Regions from separate parts of the Mus musculus genome. Here region 2 is linked to region 1. The links are chromatin loops, found by intact Hi-C in ENCODE. Cell type or tissue: heart. All regions are shown on one strand. Region 1 holds the start of Fbxo34 (F-box protein 34). Region 2 holds the start of Ktn1 (kinectin 1).

Region 1 (5,000 bases):
GCCGCCAGCAAAGGTGAGAAGCCAGAGACAGGCAAGAAACACAGGGAAGGGAAGAAATGAAGTCAGCCAAACCTGTGACGACGGACAGGACAAGATTTCCCCAAGAGTCTGCTTTTCATGTGACTCTCTCCTCCAATCGGGTCATGACGGGAGGCTGGAGAGATGGTTCCGGGGCTCAAACCACTGGCTGCTCTTCAGTTCTCAGCGCCCACATGGCAGCTCACAATCATCTCTGTAACCAGTTCTAGGGTTTCCAACATTCTATTCCAACCTCAGCAGCCACCACACATGGCACATACATGGCCATACATGGTACACATGCACACAACAGGAAAAACTGGAAAACTAAATAAGTTTTTAAAATTCTCATTAAATTCTGGTCCTAACATCCTTTCTATTAATACCTTATGGCATAACTTCCAGTCTTTTTAAAGCCAAATCCTTTATCTGATGACTAGAGTAAACAAGCTTTTTGAGGCTGGGAAACTATAATCAATACACTAGCAGAGAGGGCCCACTCTTCATAGACAGCTCCTTATCTATTCACACCTGGTCTTCCCAGGGTCCTGCAAAAATACCTTCACCCCTTTCTCGCAACAGCCCCACAGCTCTTAACCAACTGCAGCAACAACTCAAAAATCTAAAGTGCAGACTTTCATCTCAATGGGTATGAATGAGAATCAAAGGTGAGCTTCACCAGGAAGCAAACTGCCATCTCAACCTCAGCCTGTGAAACCAAACAGCTCAAGTGCTTCCAAAGCACACTGGTGAGTCAGGCCCAAGTCCCGGGGGAGTAGGACACGCACTGACAAATAAGCCGCTCCTTAGAACTGTCACCTAGCACAGAATCTCCCACACGCATGTTAAACCTTACAGTTCCCCAGTCTCTCTGACTTCAGAGTCTGCTTTCCAGACAAACTATGCTGCACTGCGGACTGGGCTCCTACAGAACCAAGCAGTAGCCACTCCCGTGGCTTTTCTGGACACAGGCCACGCTACAAATCTCTTCAACCTGGACTTGTTAGCCAAAGGCTCTACAGGTCTTAGAGGTAAGCCCCATCCCTAAAACTCTCCATCATGGCCCACTTCTTGGGGACGGGGTGGGGCCTGTTTGGACTCCAAAGCTCTCCAGAGCAACATACTTTGAAATATAGGTGAATACTGAATGTCTTCACAGACTGTGCTAGTGTTCGTGGTTTTGCTCTCTCCTCCTCCTCCACCCCCCCCACACACCGAGTCTCTCTGAAGGAGACTGAGCCACACAGATCTAGACAAAGTTTAAGATCTCTAGAGAGGTGGCCACTGTGACTTAGATCACACCTGGGTTACTTAGACACTAGAATGTGAGGACCTTCAGAGCCTTTAAGTCATCCAGGTTCCTTGCCGGGCAGGGCAGCTGTAAAGCTCTGACGTGCCTTAGGGATTACTGTCCTGATGAACAGCACCTGGTACCACCGACCTACACTAATCTCCTGATCCAAAGTTCACCTGGCTGCTCCCGGCATGCGCTAGCCATCTCTCTTCTCATTGACAGCATGGCCAGCCTACTGTGTTCCACTCTTCCCCTCCATCCCTCTTAGTATGAAGTGTCCTATGTAACTGCTTCTGGGCCCTCGTGTCACTACGGGCAGTCAAGAGATGTGTGCTTGACCGCCAGTGCGCCAGTGCTTCTATGCAGGTCTACTATCTTTTCAAAGCCTGAGAAAAATCAACATTCACAAAATCACCTGCTAAAATTTATCATTTCACATTCGGAAGCACTACTGACAAAATGTAAGTCGCCTGACCCCAAAGGTAGTCCTCAGATGTGTTATATTACGTTACAGCCTAGTCTTGGGGTGGGGGTGGGCTGCAAAGCAGAGGCTTATTGCTGAGCTATAATCACAGAAAAAAACAAATGTCCCTGATAAAACGGGGGAGGGGGGGGCAAGAAACACCAGGATAAATTACATCATCGGGGGATTATTATTTAAGAAAAATGTTGGATTGATTCAAGCTCCCCTTCTTTGCAAGACAAAGTTCATTCAAGATCTGCTTGCCTTGGTCATTCGCTAACAAGCAGATCACTGGCAAAAAAAAAAAAAAAAAAGATAAAGCCAACTAAATTATCAGCCCTCCAGTTGGTTCAGCCCCCGCGCACCCTTTCCCAGCAACTGCTACATCAAACCATCAAACTGAGTTTAGCTTCCTGAAGGCACAGTGAACACCCTAATACCCCTTCCACGCCCAACCCCCAAGATCCCTCATATCTAAACCGAATGTCCTTAAACTGTACTACTACCGATGCTCTCCGAAATGAAGTTTAAGCACCTGACAATTATTACATCCAAACTGTACGAAGCCGAGATCCCAAGATTTTGGTTCAAATCTGCTAGGACCGAACTTCCTTTTTCTCCCCGCGGGTCCTCCCAGCCCTTCCGCGCGCCAAGGTCGCCACTCGGGGCCTGCAGTGACATCACGGTCTGTCTCGGTAGAGCCCTGACATCACCCGCACGCCGAGCCTCGGCACTGTGACCTCACCACCGCAGGCTCGCACGCCAGGGCCCCCCGGGGAGGGTGGAGGAGACGCGCCGCTCACCTGCACGGGGACACCCGGAGCCCCGCGCCCCGCACGCAGCCCACCCGCGGCGGCCTAGCTTGGGTCGCCGGACTCCGGGCCCAGGGAGCAGCCGGGCGCACGACCTCGGGGCCAGGCCGCGAGGACGGCTCTCTGGAGGACGCTGCGGCGGCGGCACCCCGAGCACGGCGAGCCGCGGTCCCCGCCCCCAACGTTCGGCCCTGCCGCGGGGAGCAGCGGGAGCCGCCACGGTGTCCACCTGCCCCGCGCCCCGCAGCCCCGCGCCCTCGCCCGGCCCACCTGTGCTTCTGCCGGGCCAGGGCCTGGCCCGGGGCTGCGGCAGCCCGATGCGGCGGCGGCAGGCCTGACTCGCTCCCCGACACTGAGGCGGACCAGGAGCTCAGCGCTGAGCGGCGGAGCCCAACGCTCGCCCCGAAACCCATTTGTTGGCTAAACCGGCGTGACATCACGCGCCGGCCCAATCGACGGTTGCCCGGGGGCGGGGCCGCAAAGCCTGCGTGCGCCAGCGCCCCCTGCGGGCGGCCGCGAGCGCTGTGGGGAGAGATGGGAGCTGCCAGGACAAGCGCCTACAAGCCTGGTGTGGCGGGAGATTGGGGAGTTTGAGTGTCACTGCACAACAAGGACCCTAACCCTAGAGCACAGTTAGAGTGACAAGTTCATTAACACTCCCAGGTGCTCCAGAAGCCTTAATACGTTTGACCCTGTTAGATATCCAACATGTCTGGGTTCTAATCTTGGTTCTACCACTAGCGTATGGTTCTATTTCAATTTTTATTTTTATTTATTTTATTTTATTTATTTATTTATTTATTTATTTATTTAGGAGACAGAGTTTCTCTGTATAGCCCTGGCTGTCCTGGAACTCACTTTGTAGACCAAGCTGGTCTCGAACTCAGAAATCCGCCTGCCTCTGCCTCCCGAGCGCTGGGATTAAAGGCGTGTGCCACCACACCCGGCTCATCTATTTCAAATTTTTAAAATGAGCTATTTAGCAAGCCCATGGCCCTGGGTTTGATCCTGATGTCCTACACACTGGGCATGTTGCTTCATATCTGTAATCCCAGAGTTTGGGAGGTGATGTCAGGTGCGCCACAGGTTCATGGTCACCCTCAATGGCAAAGCAAATTTGGGATCAGCGGGAGCAGGGCGCGGGTCCTCTCTGTTAAGAACACTGGCTGCTCTTCCAGGGGAATTCAATTCCCAGCACACCACAAGGTGGTTCGAAACTTGTCTGTAACTGCAGCCTCATGGAATCAGACGTCTTTTTCTGGCCTCCACAAACACTGCATGCACGGAGACAAAACACTATACACATAAAAAAAATTTTTACAAAAGAATATATTTTCCATAAAATTATGGCAGAAGTACCTACCAGAAAGTACATAAACTTTAAAGTTAAACTGCTAATCTACAAGAGCCTTGTAAACTTATCAGTGAAAGAAAAAAAAAAAAAAACAACAACAACAAGAAGACTCAGCACTTAAGAGCACTAGCTGCTCTTCTAAAGTACCCAGGTTCAATTCTCAGCACTCTCGTGGTGGCTCACAATTATCTGTTACTTCAGTCCCAGGGGATCCAAGACACACATCTGGTGCACACATGTGCAGGCAAAATAGCTATACACACAAAATTTTTTAAACAGCCTCACATCAGAAAATAAAAAACCTCTTGTGAAACGTGTGTGTGAAGTCTTAAAGAATCAAAATGTAGAAATAGGACCAGTGAGATGCTGCAGCAGATGAAGGTACTGACACTAAACCTGACACCCTGAGTTCAATCCCTACGACCCACCTGGTAGGATGAAAAGATGTCCTCTACATGTGGGCCGGAGTATGTGAATACCACCCATACAGACACACACACACACACACACACACACACCACACACACATACACATACACACACACACACAAATACACACACACATACACACATACATACACACACACACACACATACATACACACACACACACACACACACACACACATGCGTGGGCTGGAGTATGTGAAAAACCCTCCATACACACACACACACACAAATTTGCAATTTTAAAATATAAAACTAAGCCAAGCATGGTAGTACACATTTGTAATCCCTGAATTTGGAAGGCTGAGACAAGAGGTTGTGGCAGTTCAAAGCCACTCTGGGCTACTTAGCATGTACCGGGTTTCCTGGGCTGTATCCCTTTCTCATTTCCATGATCAAAATACTTAACAAAAGCATCTTAAGAAATTAAGGACTTATCTTGTAGCGCTGGAGAGATGGCTCAGTGGTTAAGAGCACTGGCTGCTCTCACAGAGGACCTGGGTTTGGTTCCCAGCACTCACATGACCTCTCACAACCTGCTGTAACTACAGCTTCAGGGGCTCTGACACCTTCTGGCCTCCAAAGGCACCAGGCAGATATGACGCACAGACA
Region 2 (5,000 bases), 180 kb before region 1:
TTTCCTGCAAATGTTTTTACATCATTTTTCTTTAGAGGTGAATAGTACTCTTTTACAGAGAGACCTAATTTTCATTATGCACTTACCCACTAACAGACAACTAGGTTGATTCCAACTCTTTGCTATAGTGAATGAACATGGGATACAAATAATCTCCATGGTAGAGACCGGACCCTTTCTTTTAAAGGGGGTAGGAGGAAATCATTTCAAGGCTAAAGCTCACAACCCTTTTTATTTTTACTTTGGTCTGTCCGAGATCCACCTGCTCTGCCCTTGGGAGTGATCAAAGACACTATCATGACAAACAGCATTTTTTTTTTAACTGAAAAGGCTTAAAAGCAATTTAAGGCTGTCAGCACCAATTCATGCACTTGACAAACACTTGTAAATTATTACTTTTCTCTTCTAGACTTTAGTGATGGCTTAAGTTACTCAAACTCTGGTTCCTGGCACCTAAAGTTTCCCCCTAAGTTTCTATTTATAGGAACCATATCCTTCATAATCTTAAACCAATTTTCCCCAGCTGCTAACAAATACATCGTATCTTTTTCATCAGAACACCCCAGACTCTGTCCCTTAGAACTGGAGCAGCAATGATGGGGGATGCAGTCCATTTATACATGAGAGGTCACTGCGACTTCTGGACAGTTACTTCTGGTCTCTAGGGATACTCTGGATTTGCCTTCAGAGACCTTTAAAACCACATGCGTAAGAGGTTACTTTCAAACACCTGAACATTTGTACCTCCCCCGCCCCCACCTCCTGCCATTCCTTATTACACATGAGGTCAGATTCCTAAAGCAAACTCTCCTGGAACCACTGAGTTTACTAATTTTTATTTTTTACAAAGTATTGAAAAAATCTTTTTAATTAAAAATTTGGCCATTAAAAAAAAAGCATAGTAGGCATACAAACAAAAATACATATTCGAGGGCTAGAGGTGTCAAAAGTATATATGGCATGCTCAAGTTTCTGGCTGACCCCAGTGAGTCCCTCCCTGGAAAAACGATACATCCTCCAAAGAGTTCAAGTAAAATTCCAGCTAAAGACTGACTGACGGTCAATCTTACCATGCGTCCTCTAGAAGCTGAGCCTCAGAACAAGCCCTTTACTTGTTAGGTCTTTATCAAAATCTAACAAAAGATCAAAACCTACAAACTAGCAAGCCTGTACACTGCTCGGGGGGTGAGGGGTTTGTGTGGATTTTGCTTATTAGATTTGTTTAGGGGGAAACTATATCAGAGAAAGAGGCTGCTAATACTTAGGGAGGTCATAGAAATATACCAATAAAATAAAACAAACCAACGGCTTTCCATAATGCTGACAATGAATCAAGAAAGGATTATATACTGGGTATCCTTTGTGATATTAAAGTGTTTAATACACTTGAGGAATTTTCCCGATATATTTGAGTGTGTGTCTCAGTAATGTAGAACACCTTATTCTCTAATGCACCTGATAATTAAGACATGTATGTCTACTGAGGGCTACAAAATTCAGAGACGTTTCTAACTCAGGGTTGGCATGGGGAAAGAACCTACATAATTAAGCCTAGCTATTTCGTGTAAGGTCTCTAAAAGAAAGGTGGAATGGGAAAGAGGCTTATTTACCAAGCAACACATCAGATATGAAAGGCTACCGCGGCACATACAGAACACAGGTCAGCCGGAATGCCCCAGGGCAGCATGGACAGATTATCTCAGGTCTCATCACCAAATGCTTTTACCCACACCAGAGCCACTGCTGCCAGTGCTTGCGGGTGAGGGGAGAAAACAAGTGCAACCTAATTCAGGCAAAAAAAAAAAAAAAAAGTTAAATCACCCCTAAGTCACCTGCTACACAACTCAATGTCTAGTTCACCTTTGGGGAGCTCCTCTTTACCTGGGTGTGGAGCTGTCAATTTCTCAGAACACTCCAAAACTTTGAACTATTCTATTCGGCCCGCAGCTTCTGAAGCTATGCTAATCCACATAGCTGCTAAGGAATCCACTTCTAGCAGTGGCCCTGCTGTTAGAATCCGGGTTTCCGCCTCCTCCCAGAAGGACCCGAAGACACTAAACAGCGCACTTTTTGACCTAAACCGAGAGGCAGCCGGACAAAGAAGAGAACGCTGCTTCCCAAGCCCCGGTCTCGGATGGCCGAACTCTGCTCCCTTACGCCAAAAGCGGCCAGATCCGGGACACCCCAAATTCTATTGTTGGACACCAAGGCGGACACACCCCTGGGAGAGAGGGAGAACTTCGCAGGATTTCCCCTAACTCCCAGGACCGGGTGGTGGGAGGGGCGGCGCTCCGGGACAAGCGAGGGGAGAGCCGCTCCAGCATGGCGCACGCGTGGCCCAGCCCGAGCCCAGGGCGCCCGAGGCGAGGCGAGGCGCTCCCTCTGGTCACCCTCATCAGAGCCTTAATCCGCCAGCCCGCCCTGGGGCCTGCGAGCCCAGCTAAAAATAGGCTCCTCGGTCACCCCGCGGCCCTGGCGGATCGACCTCGCCCTCAGAGGAGATGGCCGGGGAGCTCCGGCCACTCGCGGACCTGGGATCGGACCTTGCAGCCACGGGGAGATCGCCGAGCCAGAACCCTGGAGCCCGAACCCGCAGGCGGATCCTCGGAGCGGGCCGGCGGCGGCGCGGCCTGGGCGGACGCTGCACACTGCGACCTCCGTGCGAGGCCTACCCCGCGAGCGCAGCCCCCCGCCCTGCGCCCCGCGCCCGCGCGCCCTGGAGTCCCCGGCCCTGCTCCTCACCCTGCGCAGCCGGGTACCAGGCCGGGACGATGCAGCGGCGCGAGCTCTACCTCCTGGTCAGCGCGCTCCCAGGCCCCGCCGCAGTAGCTCAGGTGCCGTCGCGCCGCCCCGCAGGAAACGGGCGGCTTCGGGGCGGGGCGGCTCCGCACGTCCGGGCGTCGCGGCCAGAGGGGCCCGGAGACCGGCCCCTTAAAGGGACAGGTCCGCGCAGCCGGCGGCCTCCAGATGCCCCGCGCTGGGCTGCAGAGACGTCACCCTCCGCCTGGAAGTCCCTGCGGAATCCCTTCATCCATTCAACCCTACTCTGCCTCCCCCAGTCGGCCTTGGTCTCACGTGACCCTCGCACAAAAGTACCACTTGGCCCCCGACACGGGTTGATTCCTTTTAACCGTACTCCAAGTTGCTAGACATACACACACACACACACACACACACACACACACACACACACACACACACACACACACACGGCTGGGATTTCTCCTCCGAAATCCGCAAAACGAGGAATTTATAGAGCCGACCTAAATAAGTTGTGTGCAAATATTGTAAGGCTGCAATGCTTGCTGGCTGCTGGCCATTCCTTAAGCAAGGTTAAATAACTAGAAACTGCAGCGCTAAGAGGGGTTGACCAGAATCTCTGCGTCTCTCTGCTCTTTGCTGCGAGGATGGAAGCTTTTTCTCCGGTGTTGCTTTTTAGTGTTTTATTATTATTATTATTATTATTATTATTATTATTATTATCTCAGACAACGCCAGTCACTGCCCTGAACATATCTACAACATACTCTAAACTCTCCTCAAAAGTTACCAAATGATTGGCACGCTTCTAGAGTGTGGGGTAGAGAAATAGAATCAGACTCACCATTACCATTACCCAGGAGCAATCCTTAATGATTGGAGCATCAGATAAGTCTCAACATTAACAACAGAGAATGTCCTCATCATAGGCTAGTTACAAGAATGCTGCGCATCTGTCTGCGTTCGAATGATTTCCGCCCAAGCTTTCAGAGCTCTTCAAAGCAGAAATGAAAGCTGAAGCGTTTGTAGCAACAGCCTGATGAGGTATTGAGAATTCCACCAGTGTCCAATCACCACTTCTCAAGGAGCTTGCTCTTTTCCTTTCTCATGAGTATTATTCAGCACTCACCAGCTCCAAGGCCAGCAAAACACTGTTTCTGAGCTGCTGTCTCTTGAACCTGTAAGTGCCAGAAGATTTGGCTTTGTTGGGAAGTGAGGCCATTAGTAGCTTAATACAAAGTGTAACTGTATCATTTCTGTAATGGAATGTAAAGGTTCTTGAATAGCTTACAAACAACTCTGTAATTGCGCCCCCTCCACCCACAAAAAAGTTTCCAGTTAGATTTTTTTTTCTGACATTAGGAAAAGGACACCATCATTTGCATACAAATGATACATAGGTTCCTTCGTAAGTTACATAGTAGCATGGTCTTTAGGGAAGCAATCCTCCAAACGTCTTACTTCTTATAGTCGATACAGAAGTATAAATGCGCCAGCCACTTCTATTCGGATGAACTTTGACTTCTCAAAGGGGAACAGCTGGATGCTTCCTTCCTATAAGCTTTCTAATTGCTCACATCAAAACAAAAAGATGTACTAGATATGTTACAGGTGGCAAGCCCTATTGGTATTTAAGACTAATCCTCTAAGTTTTGAAGTATAGTAAAATGTAACATAATTAACTATAGTTAACACACATAATTAACCTAAGTTATAATTAACTGTGACTGCTGCTCACTACTCACCGATGTCATGTCCATGTCGCTGAAACCCACAACTAACTTGCTAAAAGGAATTAGCACTCCCCATCTGAGTTATCTCTTAAAACAATCAGAAATTAAACCTTATTGAAAACTATAAGGTATAATGTAGCTACCGAAAGACTATTTCTCCCCTCCCCCCTGCGCCCCCCCCCCCCCCCCGGACAAAAAGCACAGTTTACTGCTTTTAGCTTGTACCAGTTTTCTTCTTAACGGATTTTGGGGAAGATTTGAAGGCATGCAATATATTGATAGATGAAGAGGCGCCTGCCCATTCCTGTTTTGACCATGTAGGCTTCCCAGAATTGGGGAGTTCTGTAGAGATCAGAGTAGCATCTGAGTAAGAGATTGTATCTCACTCAGCCAGCTCAGGGAAGGCAGAGATAAGCATTGAAGTAAAGCAGCTCACAGTACTGGAAGGGAGGCTGGAAGGATGCCTGCCTTCATCTGAATAAAGGAGGAAGAAGGTTCTCAGAAAGT

Evidence for each region. A loop is a pair of places that touch in the nucleus more often than their neighbours do. Peaks named below come from ENCODE experiments on the same cell type or tissue, not always from the same donor. Only the 100,000 strongest peaks of a DNase experiment are listed, where the experiment ranks them.
Region 2: a loop joins it to region 1, with 2.5 times the contacts of the local background. A loop is called at or near these places in 1 of 42 quality-filtered maps.

What each region holds. Positions count from the first base shown.
Region 1 is chr14:47,470,575-47,475,574 of GRCm38, reverse strand. Fbxo34 (F-box protein 34) reads right to left here and starts at 3,014. Exons shown (of 3, transcript NM_001146086.1): 1 at 2,858-3,014. In heart, no CTCF peak of the experiment used is centred here; DNase peaks (open chromatin) are centred at 2,524 and 3,024; H3K4me3 peaks cover 2,384 bases; H3K27ac peaks cover 1,491 bases.
Region 2 is chr14:47,647,182-47,652,181 of GRCm38, reverse strand. It overlaps Ktn1 (kinectin 1), which reads right to left and starts at 2,871. Exons shown (of 39, transcript NM_001347527.1): 1 at 2,743-2,871. In heart, no CTCF peak of the experiment used is centred here; DNase peaks (open chromatin) are centred at 2,351 and 2,921; H3K4me3 peaks cover 2,875 bases; H3K27ac peaks cover 1,912 bases.